2 separate regions of the Homo sapiens genome follow, and region 1 is linked to region 2. The links are chromatin loops, found by intact Hi-C in ENCODE. Cell type or tissue: Calu3. All regions are shown on one strand.

Evidence for each region. Hi-C counts contacts between places; a loop is a spot of excess contacts. Peaks named below come from ENCODE experiments on the same cell type or tissue, not always from the same donor. Only the 100,000 strongest peaks of a DNase experiment are listed, where the experiment ranks them.
Region 1: it touches region 2 in a loop (3-fold over the local background); 7 of 110 quality-filtered maps call a loop at or near these places.

What each region holds. Positions count from the first base shown.
Region 1 is chr2:54,511,544-54,519,543 of GRCh38, reverse strand. The region is part of intron 1 of SPTBN1 (spectrin beta, non-erythrocytic 1); the gene reads right to left. SPTBN1-AS1 (SPTBN1 antisense RNA 1) reads left to right here. Exons shown (of 4, transcript NR_185881.1): 4 at 1-227. It also overlaps the pseudogene C9orf85P1. Among named protein-coding and RNA genes, the nearest start is that of SPTBN1-AS1, 43 kb to the left of the region's middle. In Calu3, no CTCF peak of the experiment used is centred here; no DNase peak of the experiment used is centred here.
Region 2 is chr2:54,173,549-54,181,548 of GRCh38, reverse strand. The region is part of intron 3 of ACYP2 (acylphosphatase 2); the gene reads right to left. Among named protein-coding and RNA genes, the nearest start is that of ACYP2, 62 kb to the right of the region's middle. In Calu3, no CTCF peak of the experiment used is centred here; a DNase peak (open chromatin) is centred at 4,778.

The sequences.
Region 1 (8,000 bases), 340 kb before region 2:
AGAAGAATCATGTTCTTGTCTCAGTTCCAAACCTATCACCTGGAACAGCTCTTTGCTCTTCCTGCAAATCCTAGCTCAGGTATCACTACATCCAGGAACCTCCTCAAATCACTCACCACCACCACCACCTGGTCTGAATTAGACAACCTTAGACAGTGCCCACATGCACTCCCTCCGACACCTTATGCACCGCTGACCTATCATTAAAAGACTGCTTCATAATTACAAACCTTCTATTTACTTACCATCAATAAGCCATGGCCTCTTGAGGTCATGATCCCATCATTCTGTCTTTATAACTCCTAGCAGGGTGCCTGGTAACATTAAGTGCTTGCTAATTATTTGTTTCTAAATGGGCTGCCTGGACAGGTGGCAGAGGGAGGACTGGGAGGTGAGAGCACAGGGGCAAAGTCAATTGGAGCTGCCACTCTGGTACTATCTCCATCAGTCACAACGCCTGAAACATATACTCCTCTGATTTAGATAGATCTGGTAGACACTCTGCTTTCAAGGAAGTCACATTTTTTAAAATAGGCTGCTAATGAAAGAGTGAATATTTTATAAGGTGCCTCTCCATACACATAATAAAATTTAGATTTCCCTTTTAAATTTAGTTTTTACCCTTGTAAAAAAATTATTTTTTGTCTGAACTACTCAGATTTCAGAGAGTAAAGCAACAAATAGAGAATACATGGAATTTTCATTGGCACTACACATATGCACACACCCATATACACACACTTCCTTAATACCCAATCTTAAAAGGCTCAAATAAATTAAATAAAATGAAGAAGGTGACCAATGTTTGCCAGTCCTTTTCGAGGAAGAAAACTATGTAACAATTACTTTGGCAGAATTCAGAGACCCAAATGTTCTGCAAACACTTAAAACACTCCCACTTTATTCATAAAAGACTTGAAAAAGTGTACACTGGATGCTGGTATGCTATCTTTAAAAAGGCCTTCTAAGGACTCTGAAGGCACCAAACTGCAAATCGTGTGTCTGAGAATTTTGCTTCAACTATCTCAACTGTTCAGTTGCCAAAAAGGAGTATCTACAAGAAACCACTGTTTCTTTTTTTTTTTTTTTAATTATACTTTAGGTTCTAGTGGACATGTGCACAATGTGCAGGTTTGTTACATATGTATACGTGTGCCGTGTTGGTTTGCTGCACCCATTACCTCGTCATTTACTTTAGGCATTTCTCCTAATGCTATCCCTCCCCCATCTCCCCACCCCATGACAGGCCCCGGTGTGTGATGTTCCCCGCCCTGTGTCCAAGTGTTCTCACTGTTCAATTCCCACCTATGAGTGAGAACATGCAAGAAACCACTGTTTCTTAATAACCTGTCTGACCTATTATTACTCAGGTACATGGGGCTAGTGCCAAAAAAGGACCGAGATTGCATCCCAAACATTCAGAGTTCTCTGCTCATAAATATAAAGACACACATGAAAAGTCACGGCATGATAATTAACAACACAAGAAAAGTCACAAGCATATAATGTCTATTATTAAAGTAGCCTTCACTTTTAAAACAATCCAGTGTACTGCAGCTTTACAGAAACATATCCACTGTTTAAAAAAAAAAAAAAACAATACCAGGCACAGTGGCTCATGCCTGTAATCCCAGCACTTTGGGAGGCTGAGGCGGGCGGATCATGAGGTCAGGAGCTCGAGACCAGCCTGGCTAACATGGTGAAACCCTGTCTCTACTAAAAATACAAAAATTAGCTGGGCGAGGTGGCGGGCGCCTATAATCCCAGCTACTCAGGAGGCTGAGACAGCAGAATTGCTTGAACCCGGGTGATGGAGGTTGCAGTGAGCTGAGATAGCGCTACTACACTCCAGCCTGGGTGGCAGAGCGAGACTCTGTCTCAAAAGAAAAAAAAAAAAAAGGCACCATAGAGCTGTATACAGTTCAGCCAAAATTCACAAAATCAGATCATCCTGACAGGGAAAGGTTCTCTGAGACCTATTAATAATTATTAAATTACTAAACTCTTGTTAATAAAGTATTTTGGACTTCAAATAATCTATAGCTGTACTAACTTTTATTTATCAATGACAGAGTATAGTAATATTTCCCACTATGATTATCAGATTTTCTTTCTCATTCCCTGAGTATGTTACAAGATCATAATTATTTTATCTTCCAGATGAGCTGTTAATATTATGAAATATTGTTGTATCTCTATTAACATATGAACTCTATTTTGATTGACAGTAATATTTGCCTGGTATGTATTTTTCTATCCCCTTATTTCAAACCTTCTGTAAACTAAAAATAAAATTCTAAGGCCCCCAACCATCTGAATGGGCCCTCTTGGCCAAGGGCATCCCGGAGTTGCCTGAAAATCTCTTTCAGGCCATGATGGAAAAGGGGAGGATGGACATGCCTCACTATCCATCCCCCTCCAGCATTAACATCAACTCAGACCTTAAGTGGGATAAGAAATACTCAAACTCTATTCTCTCTGAAGCCTGCTACTTGGAGGCCTCATCTGCATGATAAAACCTAGGTCTCCACAACCCCTTACCATAAGCCAGACATTCCTTTCTACTGATAATGACTCTTTCGACCAATTGCCATCAGAAAAAATTTAAATCTACCTATGACCTGGAAGGCTGCCCCTATCCTGCCCTTCCAGGTCAAACCAATGTAAATCTTACATGTACTGATTGATGTACTGTGTCTCCCTAAAATGTATAAAAGCAAGCTGTACCCTGACCACCTTGGGCACATGTTATCAGGACCTCCTGAGGCTATGTCACTGGTGTGTCCCTAACCTTGACAAAATAAACTTTCTAAATTGACTGAGACTTGTCTCAGACATTTTGAGTTCACACTTCTAGAGTCACTTTGTCTTAGGTATGCCTCTCTTTGTTTCAATCTAACCCAAGAGCCTCTGTCACTTAGTCGGCAAGCATAATCCATTTGCATTTATTGGGATTACTACCATATTTGACGTTTCAGTCAATTTATTTTGTATTTTCAATCATAATTAACAAAAATATGGAAACTGGGGCCCCAAGAGTTAAACAACTCAATCAAGTCACACAGCTATGATGCTTTTATCATAATATCTTCATCACTATTGAATCTTGTACCATAAGAACACAACCTAATCTTTAAAATGCAGAGGTGATGACTCTAAACCCTAACACAGCTAAAAATTACATTTTGGGAGGATGGCTTACTCTTTCTGGGGTGCGGTGCTTTATTTGCTTTCTCATTCCATCCTCCTCAGCAACCTTTTGAAGTAGATACTATTATTAGCCCTATTTTACAGGTGAATAAACTAAAGTTTTGCTGGTGGTGGCACAGGAAAAAAATGAAGAAACCAAGAGGACTTGAACCAAGTGGGTATGACTCCAAAGCCCATGCTTTAAATGAACAAATTGGCCTACCCTCTAAGGCAAGAACCCTTTAATAGTGGTCTATGTCAGAAAAATATCAAAAAGACTCAAGGCTCTTAAATAAATAAGGAAATGAATGACCTGCATCAAAGTCTAATTACGCCTAGGCCAGTTACCCACCCAGCCAGGTCTCCTTGTACATACACAATGGGGGTGATATTGCCCCCACAAGGAATGAAAATTCATTTTGGGGATGAGGCAAAAAATTGTATTCTTTTTCATATTAGCATAGATATATAATGTATCTATGGCATGAAAATTTCATGGGTGGGCAATTAGGAGGAAAAAAAGGGTCACACTGGGCGAGGGGGCTCACATCTGTAATCCCAGTGCTTTGGGAGGCCCAGGCAGGAGGATCATTTGAGGCCATGAGTTCGAGACCAGCCTGGGCAACAAAGTGAGCCCGTCTCTACAAAAAAATTAAAAATTAGTCAAGTGTGGTGACACATGCCTGTAGTCCCAGCCATTCATCTTCAAATGGGAGGATCACTTGAGCCTGGGAGGCCAAGGCTGCAGTAAGCTGTGATCATGCCAAAGCACTACAGCCTGGGGGACAGAGCAAGACCCTGTCACAAAAATAAATAAATAAATAAATAATCTAAAAAATTCCTGATAAGGGATGGGAATAATGAAAAAAATGATGAAAAACACTATCCAAGCTAAAGAAAAAAATGCTCATCTCCTTTAATGAAGATGTAACCACCCAACAGTTTCACCTCACCCACTGTCTAGACAGAGCCTATTTATCAAGACAGGGGAATTGCAATAAAGTTATTCACACAGAGCTGGCTGTGCAGCAGACCAGAGTTTTGCTATTACTTAAAACAGTCTCCCCAAGAATTTGGGGACTGGAGTTTTTAAGGATAATTTGCTGGGTAGGGGTCCACTGAGTTGGCAGTTCTGATTGGTAGGGGTGGAGATGAATACAGAGTTGAAGCTGTCCTCTTGCATTGAGTCAGTCCTGGGTGGGGGCCACAAGACCAGATAAGCCAGTTTATCCATCTGGGTGGTGCCAAATGATCCATCGAGGACAGGGTCTGCAAAATGTCACAAGCACTCATCTTAGGTTTTGCAATAGTGATGTTATTCCCAGGAACCATTTGGGGAGGTTTAGAATCTTGCAGCCTCCAGCAGCATGACTCCTAAACCATATTTTCTAATGTTGTGGTTAATTTGCTAGTCCTACAAAAGCAATCTAGTCCCCAGGCAAGAAGGGGGTTTTGTTATCATCTTTGTTTTAAACTACAAACTAAGTCCCTCTCAAAGTTAGTTTGGCCTAAGCCCAGGAAAGAGCAAGGACTGCTTGGAGGTTAGAAGCAAGATGGAGTTGGTTAGTACAGATCTCTTCCACTGTCTCAGTTAGAGTTTTGCAACGGCAGTTTCGAACACTTGAAAAAAGCCTCAGAAGACAGAAAGATGAAGAGCACATTTCTCTGTACTAAAGAATTAGAATTTCACATATCATGGGTCCCATTCATTATGTCTCTGATATAAAATCTCAGAGTGGCTACTCCCCACCAGAACTAACGTGTGTACTTTAGGGGAGCAGTGAAGATTTAGCCATCTTCTTCCTACAACATTCAAACGCTAAAATGCCCATTATGAACCTCCATTCTCAATATTCAGAGATAAACCTCTTTCCTGTAAGGATGGAAAACGCCACTGGAAGGTGATTCTAGCTTTACAAACAACACAGTCCAATAGACACATTTTTTTTTCTTAATGGGCAAATTCAACCAGGCTCTATACTCTTTGAAGGAGCAAAATTCACCCTTACTATAATGGAAATTAATTGTTTTTTAAGATTTCACTCGTGGGAAATACACTGTTTATTTTAAAACATTCTGCCAAATAGATCTCATCACCACGGTTTAAGAACTTATTATCATTATTATACAGTATAACCATGAATACACTCTATAACAAAAAACGGTATGAGACAGAAACATGGCACCCCTCTCACCTTCCTCCATTTTACAGAGCAAACTGCACAAGGAACAGTGATATTACAAATGGATTTATTATTTGAGTCCCTGAGAAGAAAATTCTTTATCTGCTGCATAGAAATTTATCCTTCTTTACTACTCGTACATTAAAATTTTAAAGTACTTCTTCTCCGCTTACATATAATACTCTCTAAAATCTAAATATAATTTTGTAAGTCCTAATATTTTGAAAAATCAGCTGAATATTGAAAGTAGATAGATCTAGAGAGAAAAGTTAATTTTTCCAATGTTCAGTTACAAATCTTGAAATCACCTAACTTGAACCAACTAAAATATTTTTTAAGTCCTACCAAATAAATACACAGCTATTCTCATATACATGGCAGTTCAAGGCCATCCTTGTTTCTGTTCCACATACAGAGAAGAGCTATTAAAAAACTGAAATTAACTGATGTCTTCTGGTTGACTAAATTATTTTTAAAAATAGAAACTATTAACTCAATACAGACCTAGCACCATGGTCTTATGGCTAATGTGGGGTTTCTAGCCACCACAAATAACAATTTGGTCTTACATTTACTTCCAAATAGTTTTAAATTACATTAGAGTATAGTTCTAATGGTGCTGCTGCCAAAATACCAGTCCTGAATTTCAGTGAGTTTGGCATTTCACTGCCCTATTTGTTGTGAAATTTCATAAGTTAGTATCATATGTGCCTGAACAACACAGGAGCAATAAAGCACTTTTTATTTGTAATCTGACTTCTCCTAGAGCAACCCAATGCCAAAATCCTCTGCAAATCTATCAAGTGGAAATGCATATCTCAATTACCTGGAAGGGAATGAAATGAAACAAATATGTAAAACTACACTGAAAACCAACACTATACTAAGTGATATGTGAGACACATATACCTCCCCCCACCACCACAAGCTCTGCAAGGGCCAGCATCCTCTTTGTTCTGTTCTAGTGTGGTTTCTTTTTTGTTTGCTTGCTTGTTTTGAGACAGGGATTCACTCCGTTGCCCAGGCTGGAGTGCAGTGGTGCAGTGTTGGCTCACTGCAACCTCTGCCTCCAGGGCCTCAGCCTCCCTGGTAGCTGGAACCACTGGCACACACCACCATGCCTGGCTAATTTTTGTATCTTCTGTAGAGCCAGGGTTTCGCCATGCTGCCTAGGCTGGTCTCCTGGGCTCAAGTGATCTGCCCGCCTCAGCCTCCCAAAGTCTGGGATTACATGCCTAAGCCACCGTGCCCAGCCTATTCTGTTCATCTTTAAACCATTAGTAACCAGCATGGCACCTAAGCCATAGCAGGTGCTCAAAAACAATTGTGAAATGCAACACAGATGGTAGGAGCTGTATTGCAGCAGAGTAATCTAACTCTAAAACATAGTGCTTCTTCCTACCTAAATAGTATGTACTTTGGATCCCAGTAAAATTCTCATTGTTACACAGGAACAACCTTCTCTTTACTCAGATTTATTCAGAGAAGGTTATAAATTTGTAAGTTATAAAATTATAAATTTATTTTCAACTGTCGCAAAACATGAGGGGTCATATTTGGATAGGATTGCAGTAATCACTAATTTCACAATCTCACCAGCATTTGCCTTTTAACATATTTATTTTAAATGTAGACGATTTTAAGATCATTTCTCTTTGTAAAATATCCTAAATAGGTCCTACACTGTCATGGCAACCCAGATTTCCAGAGATTTACACTTTATTAAATTTTCTCAAAGAGCTGTTCAAATAACTACCATCGCTTGCATTAACACTGCAGCAACAAGCCTTTCCCCTTTGTATGCTTGGTAAATGTTTCCCAGACTTACTTAGAAATCCATAACCTTTCAAATAAACAAAATGAGTAAAGATTGGCCTATGATACTTGAAAGGAAGAGAATATCAATCCTAGAAAAAACATTCAAATAATTATCATTTTAACATGATCAAACCTCTATTAGAGGGGTCCCCAACCCCGAGGCCACACAGCAGAAGGTGAGCAGCGGACAAGCAAGCGAAGTACAGCTGTTCCCCATAGTTTGCTTATACCTACCATCTGAGCTCTGCCTCCTGTCAGATTCATGGTGGCATTACAGCCTCATAGGAGCGCAAACCCTACTGTGAACTGCACATGACAGGGATCAGGATTGTGCGCTCCTTATGAGAATCTAACGCCAGACGATCTGTCACTGTCTTCTATCACCCCTGCCGATGGACCATCTAATTGGAGGAAAACAAGATCAGGGCTCCCACTGATTCTATATCATGGTGAGTTGTAGAATTATTATTATTATTATTTTTTGAGATGGAGTCTAGCTCTGTCACCCAGGCTGGAGTGCAGTGGCATGATCTTGGCTCACTGCAACCTCCACCTCTTGGGTTCAAGAGGTTCTCCTGCCTCAGCCTCTGCAATCCCTAGCTGGGATTGCAGACATGCGCCACCACCACACCTGGCTAATTTTTGTATTTTTAGTAGAGACTGGGTTTCACCATGTTGGTCAGGCTGGTCTCGAACTCCTGACCTCAGGTGATTTGCCCACTTTGGCCTCCCTAAATGCTGGGATTACAAGGGTGAGCCACCATGTCCGGCCAGAATTATTTCATTATATATTACAATGTAATAATAATA
Region 2 (8,000 bases):
GGGGCCTGGCAGAAAGTCATGCTTACAATGCCAGGAGTTTTCTCTGGTTTAATTCTGCTACTACTATAAGTAGTAGGGATTATTATCATTATGTTCTTGTTATATTTTCAGCCTGTCATGGTGTTCAGCAAGGTTAAGAAACTTATACAAGGTGATAAAGCTGGACTTCAGTTCTAGTTTTCTCTCACTCCATTCAAACACACTACCTTCCATAACACATAAAATGAGGTTTGTATTATCCCTGACCATCCAGTCTAAAGTGTCCTGCCCCACTTACTGTCTTTCATCATCCTGTTTATTTCCTTCTAGGACTTGTCACAATTCACAATAATCTTGTTTATTTGTTAGTTATCCGACTCCCTTGAGAAATGTTAATGGTATGAGAGTGGGTAATTTTTCTAGATGTTCACAGCCATATCCTAGTGTTTTGAACATAGTAGTTTCTTGATAAATATGTTTTGAATACAATGAATGAACACACTGAAGTGCTTTTTGTAATACTAAAACAAGGTTAACCTAAGTAAAGAGATCTGCTATGGTCTGAATGTTTATGTCCCTCTAAAATTCCTATCTTGAAATCCAATGCCCAATGTGAGAGTATCTGGAGGTGGGTCCTTTAAAAGGTGATTAGGTTGTGAGGGCTGAGCCTTCATGAATGGGATGAATGTCTGTGATATTAACAAATATATATTTGGGCTGGGCGCAGTGGTTCACGCCTGAAATCTCAGAATTTTCGGAGGCTGAGGCAGGCGACTGCTTGAGCTCAGGAGTTCGAGACAGACCTGGGCAACATGGCAAAATCCCATCTCTACAAAAAAATACAAAAATTAGCCTGGCATGGTGGTGTGTGCCTGTGGTCCCAGCTACTCAGGAGGCTGAGGTGGGAGGATTGTTTGAGCCCAGGAGGTTGAAACTGCAGTGAGCCATGATCATGCCACCACACTTTAGCCTGGGCGACACAGCAAGACTCTGTCTCAAAAAGAAAGAAAACCAACAAATATATATTTGGTCTTTGATCACAGATTTCTGGCATAGAACTCCTAAAATCCTCAGAATCTCCGAAGTGATGTCTTTTCATATGCTAATGATTGACTGATGCCTGGCAACCCCCAGGTGGTAGCTTCAGGATGGAGGCTGGTCACTGGAAAGACCAAGGCATGATAACAGGTTTAAGATATTCAGCCCCACCCGCTAACCTCCAGGGAAAGGAGGGGGGCTAAAGGTTAAGCTGATCTCCAATGGCCAATGATTAATCAATCATGGCTACTGAATGAAGCCTCCATTAAAAAAAATTAAAAATAAAAATAGAAATAAATAAACAGGGTTTGGAGAACTTCCAGATAGCTAAGCACCTGGAGACTTCTGGAGGGTGGTACGCCCAGGACAGCATGGAAGCTGCATGCACTATGCATCTCTAAATCTGCATCCTTGGTAATATCCTTTATAATAAACTGGTAAATGTAAGTTTCCAAGTTCTATGAGCTACCCTAGAAAATTAATTGAATTCAAGGAGGGGTCATGGGAACCCCCACTTGAAGCCAGTCAGTTGGTCAGAAGTTCCAGAGGCCGAGACTTGCTACTGATTTCTAGGGCTTAAGAGGGAACCTTGGGGACTGAGCCCCCAATCTGTGGGATCTTGTCAGAGGCATTTCAACTAGAAAAATTCCATCTTGAATAGGAGCTGGGTAAAATAAGCCTCAAAACTACTGGGCTGCATTCCCCGACAGTTAAGACATTCTAAGTCACAGGATGAGACAGGAGGTCAGCACAAGATACAGGTCATAAAGACCTTGCTGATAAAACAGGCTGCAGTCAAGAAGCCAGCCAAAACCCACCAAAACCAAGATGGTGATGAGAGTGACCTCTGGTCATCCTCATTGCTGCACTCCCACCAGCACCATGACAGTTTACAAATGCCATGGCAACATCAGGAAGTTACCCTATATGGTCTAAAAAAGGGAGGCATGAATAATCCACCCCTTGTTTAGCATATAATCAAGAAATAACCATAAAAAGTGGGCAACCAGCAGCCCTTGGGGCTGCTCTATCTCTGAAGTAGCCATTCTTTCATTCCTTTACTTTCCTAATAAGCTTGCTTTCACTTTACTCCGCCGACTTGCCCTGAATTATTTCCAAGAACCCTCTCTTAGGGTCTGGATCAGGACCCCTTTCCGGTAACGATCTGATGCTATCTCCAAGTAGATAGTGTCAGAACTGAATTGGAGGATATCCAGTTGGTATCTGCTACAAAACTAATTGCTTGCTTGGTGGTGGGGAGATGCTCCTCCCCCACCCACCCACCCACCCCTCACACCACCTACATTTGGTCACAGGTCTGCACTGATTGTGGTTGAGTGAGATAAATTTAGAAAGCACTTTGAGTTTTTTCTCAAAAAACTTCATTTAATAAGCGCATTAAGGCATTCCCTTAATGTGCTTATTAAATAGACCCTAGAGAGCTCCCTCACCCTTTGCACCATGTGAGGACACAGCAAGAAGACAGCTGTCTATGAACCAAGAAGGAAGCCCCAACCAGACACTGAATCTGCTGGCACCTTGATCTTGGATATCCCAGCCTCCAGATCCATGAGAAGTAAATTTTTGTTGTTTACAAGTCACCCAGTCTATGGTATTTTGTTATAGTAGCGTGAATGGACTAAGACAAGATCTCACAAAGGGTCACTGAATAATGAACAGAACTCGCAGCTCAGAACTGAAAAGTTCATGGTTACTTTGTTCCAATCTTACTCTCTTTCCTTAAAACCCTACTCTTAGTGTTTTCAATTATGGTGCTATTTTTACTCAAGTTACATGGTGATCAAACTGTATTCTCTTACAAATCCTTCCCACTAAATGCTTTGTATTTTTCCTAGAATTACAAGTACACAAGGGATATAAAAGGGCCACCAAGCCTATTATCCAATATCCACACAAAGTCTGGCCCAGAAAACATAAAAGATGTTAAATTCAAGTAAAAGTACTGTTTACACCAGTTTGTTTAGCTGTTTTAATGAAGAGCCCTGAACTGGGGATCTTAATGTGGTGGGATTGGGGCATAGCCTTGCTTTCTTCTGTGGCAGCTACAGAGTATAGCCAGCCCAATCATCTTGAAAATACGTTTCTTTAGTCACTATAAACACTGCACAAAAGAAATCAGGTGGATCAGAACAAATCTCTTAGCACTACTGGATAAACAACTCAAGGTTCACGGTCCAGCCATAATATAACAGTCCTTTAAAAATGTGTTTATTGGAAGTTTTCAATGGCATAATAAATGCTTTGATGTATTGTGATAAAAATCAATATAAAAAGTGTATATATAACAATAGGGAATTAAAGAAATCCTTTTAAGTCTACATGATGAAATTATACATGGCCAATAAAAATCATGTTTTAGAAGAATCATTAAGAAGTAGAAGGCTCAAGACCAGCCTGGCCAACATGATGAAACCATGTCTCTAGCAAAAATATAAAAAATTAGCCGGATGTGATGGCAAGCACCTTTAATCCCAGCTACTCTGGAGGCTAAGGCAGGAGAATTGCTTGAATCTGGGAGGTAGAGTTTGCAGTGAGCCGAGATGGCGCCACTGCACTCTAGCCTGGGTAACAGGGCGAGACTCCATCTCAAAAAAAAAAAAAAAAATAAAGAAAGAAAGAAAAGAAACAGGAGGCCGGACACGGTGGCTCACACCTGTAATCCCAGCACTCTGGGAGGCCGAGTGGGGGCGAATCATCTGAGGTCAGGAGTTCGAGACCAGCCTGGCCAACATGGTAAAACCCTGTCTCTACTAAAAATACAAAAAATTATCTGGGCATGGTGGTGCGTGCCTGTAGTCCCAGCTACTTGGGAGGCTGAGACACAAACATCACTTGAACCTGGGAGGCACAGGTTGCAGTGAGCCGAGATCGTGCCACTACACTCCAGCCTGGGTGACAGAGTGAGACTCCGTTTCCAGAAAAAAAAAAAAAAAATAGTAGGTATCAGTCCTGGTCCTGCCAGGAAATAGATGGCATACTCAAACGGAGTGATTGAGAAGACTGACTAATTGCAAGGTGTGGGCAAGGATAAGAAACCAGGGAGCTGATGAAGCACCCCAGGGCTGGCAGCACTAGGGAGCTATTTCCATTCCTAGGCATGAAAGGGCCAGAGGAAGTAACTACCAGCAAAACACTAACACCTGTAGCTCTAGGAGAAGACCTCACACCATGAGCTGTGGATTTAGTAGAAGAATGATGCCTCTTCCAACACACAGCCTGGTGACGAGGGATATCCCAGTCTCTGTCCTCCCACCATCTGATCTCCTATCAGTGCCTTCCACTGGCAGCATTCAACTGGAAGGTAGAGGGCAAAGGAGCTCATTAATGTATCCCATCGTGGTCAGCCTCCCAGAACAGAGGTGGATGGAGGGCAGGAGAATGTGTCTGGAAAGGCAAATGGAGACTACCCAGCAAAATATTTAGTGAAAAACAAAGTATTATAATCCCAAATCTCTAAATCTGTATATGTCATAGGTCAGGTTCCCTAGCACAAAGATTCTGAGATTTGCATGCGGGTTTGTTGTGAAGTGCCCTTGGGAAGAGTGCCTGTGAAAGGAGAGGGAAGCTGGATTGACAGAGGGAGAGGTGAACTGTAATGCAGTTGCAACAGAGACCTTGGCCACTTCTACATCGAGCTCTAGAGCTAGGATGGCCCTTCAGAGTTGTCCAAACTGAATAAAGCAAGAAGACTAGACTTTGGTACCCTCTCAACAACAGATTCTTGGATGCAGGCTGCCCCCCTGAGGCCAAGGTCAATTCCTGGATAGAACCATTAGCAGCTAACACTCCAGGCACTGAGCAACTAAGCATGTCATCGTGAAGGTAGAGGTGGGGATGAGGCTGAGGGAAGCATGCTACAACATCCACTAAGATGTCAGTTAACACATGACTGACTCTGGGTGATAGAATTACACATAAGATTTTTCCTGCCTTAACAAAACTAATTTTCTGTTGTTCCAAGTGTTCTAAAACAAGTATTATATTAGAATACAGAGCAATTCAGGTGTTACAACAGACTTAAATAGTGTATTCCTCTGTCCTACAAAAGTTCAGACAGCAGTCCACAGCTGGTATGACAGCTCAACAACCATCAGAGACACTTGGTCGTTCTATTTGGTTGCTCTGCCACCTTCAATGTATGGCTTCCATCTCACAGTTCAAGATGGCTGCTCCAATTCCTGTCTTCACATTCTGGCAAGAAAGGGGAAAGAAAATAGTGGAGGGCACACCCTTTCCCTTTAAGGGCATAACCGAGACAATGCATGCATTATTTTCATTCACATCTCATTGGTGGCCATACAAGCTTCAAACAGGCTAAGAAATACGGTCCTTATGCTAGGGGGATGTCTTAGTCAGTTTGGGCTACTAAACAAAATACCTTAGACTGGGTACTTTATATAAACAACAGAAACATATTGCTCACAATTCTGGGTGCCAGGAATTCCAAGATTGAGGCACCAATAGATTCAGTGCCTGATAAGGGCCTGTTCCTCATGGATGGTGCCTTCAATGTATCCTCACATGGTAAAGGGGGTGTGAGAGCTCTCCAAGGCCTATTATAAGGGTGCTAACCCCATTTGTGAGAGCTCTGCCCTTATGATCTGATCATCTACCAAAAGGCCCCACTCCCTAATACCATCACACTGGGGAACGGATTTCAACATATGATTTTGGAGGGATACAAACATTCAGACCATAGTAGGGACCATGTGTACAGCGCAAGTTCAGGGTTTCTATTACTAAAGAAAAAAGGGGACAGATGCATGCTGGGAAATAACTGGCAGTTTCTACCACAGTATGTATTAGTTTGATAATCAGTAAATTTACAGTAAAAAAGCAAAAACAGGCCAGGCACGGTGGCTCATGCCTGTAATCCCAGCACTTTGGGAGATCACAATTAAAAGAACTAGAGAAGCAAGAGCTAACAAATTCAAAAACTAGGAGAAGGCAAGAAATAACTAAGATCAGAGCAGAACTGAAGGAGATAGAGATACAAAAAATGCTTCAAAAAAATCAATGAATCCAGGAGCTTGTTTTTTGAAAAGATCAACAAAATTGATAGACCGCTAGCAAGACTAATAAAGAAGGAAAGAGAGAAGAATCAAATAGACGCAATAACAAATGATAAAGGGGATATCACCACCGATCCCACAGAAATACAAACTACCATCAGAGAATACTAAAAACACCTCTATGCAAATAAACTAGAAAATATAGAAGAAATGGATAAATTCCTCGACACATACACCCTCCCAAGACTAAACCAGGAAGATGTTGAATCTCTGAAAAGACCAGTAACAGGCTCTGAAATTGAAGCAATAATTCATAGCCTACCAACCAAAAAAAACTCCAGGACCAGACGGATTCACAGCCAAATTCTACCAGAGGTACAAAGAAGAGCTGGTACCATTCCTTCTGAAACTATTCTAATCAATAGAAAAAGAGGGAATCCTCCCTAACTCATTTCATGAGGCCAGCATCATCCTGATACCAAAGCCTGGCAGAGACACAACAAAAAAAGAGAATTTTAGACCAATATCCTTGATGAACACCGATGTGAAAATCCTCAATAAAATACTGGCAAAGAGAATCCAGCAGCACATCAAAAATCTTATCCACCACGATCAAGTAGGCTTCATCCCTGGGATGCAAGGCTGGCTGGTTCAACATACACAAATCAATAAATGTAATCCATCACATAAACAGAACCAAAGACAAAAACCACATGATTATCTCAATAGATGCAGAAAAGGCCTTTGACAAAATTCAACAGCCCTTCATGCTAAAAACTCTCAATAAACTAGGTATTGATGGAAAATATCTCAAAATAATAAGAGCTATTTGTAACAAACCCACAGCCAATATCATACTGAATGGGCAAAAACTGGAAGCATTCCCTTTGAAAACCAGCACAAGACAAGGATGCCCTCTCTCACCACTCCTATTCAACATAGGGTCGGAAGTTCTGGCCAGGGCAATCAGGCAAGAAAAAGAAATAAAGGGTATCCAATTAGGAAAAGAGGAAGTCAAATTGTCCCTATTTGCAGATGACATGATTATATATTTAGAAAACCCCATCGTCTCAGCCCAAAATCTCCTTAAGCTGATAAGCAACTTCAGCAAAGTCTCAGGATACAAAATCAATGTGCAAAAATCACAAGCATTCCTCTACACCAATAACAAACAGTCAAATCATGAGTGAACTCCCATTCACAATTGCTTCAAAGAGAATAAAATACCTAGGAATCCAACTTACAAGGGATGTGAAGGACCTCTTCAAGGAGAACTACAAATCACTGCTCAACAAAATAAAAGAGGACACAAACAAATGGAAGAACATTCCATGCTCATGGATAGGAAGAATCAATATTGTGAAAATAGCCATACTGCCCAAGGTAATTTATAGATTCAATGCCATCTCCATCAAGCTACCAATGACTTTCTTCACAGCATTGGAAAAAACTACTTTAAAGTTCATATGGAACCAAAAAAGAGTCCGCATTGCCAAGACAATCCTAAGCCAAAAGAACAAAGCTGGAGGCATCACACTACCTGACTTCAAACTACACTACAAGGCTGCAGTAACCAAAACAGCATGGTACTGGTACCAAAACAGAGATATATACCAATGGAACAGAACAGAGGCCTCAGAAATAACACCTACAACCATCTGATCTTTGACAAACCTGACAGAAACAAGCAATGGGGAAAGGATTCTCTATTTAATAAATGGTGCTGGAAAAACTGGCTAGCCATATGTAGAAAGCTGAAACTGGATCCCTTCCTTACACCTTATACAAAAATTAATTCAAGATGGACTAAAGACTTAAATGTTAGACCTAAAACCATAAAACCCTAGAAAAAAACCTAGACAATACCATTCAGGACATAGGCATGGGCAAGGACTTCATGACTAAAACACCAAAAGCAATGGCAACAAAAGCCGAAATAGACAAATGGGA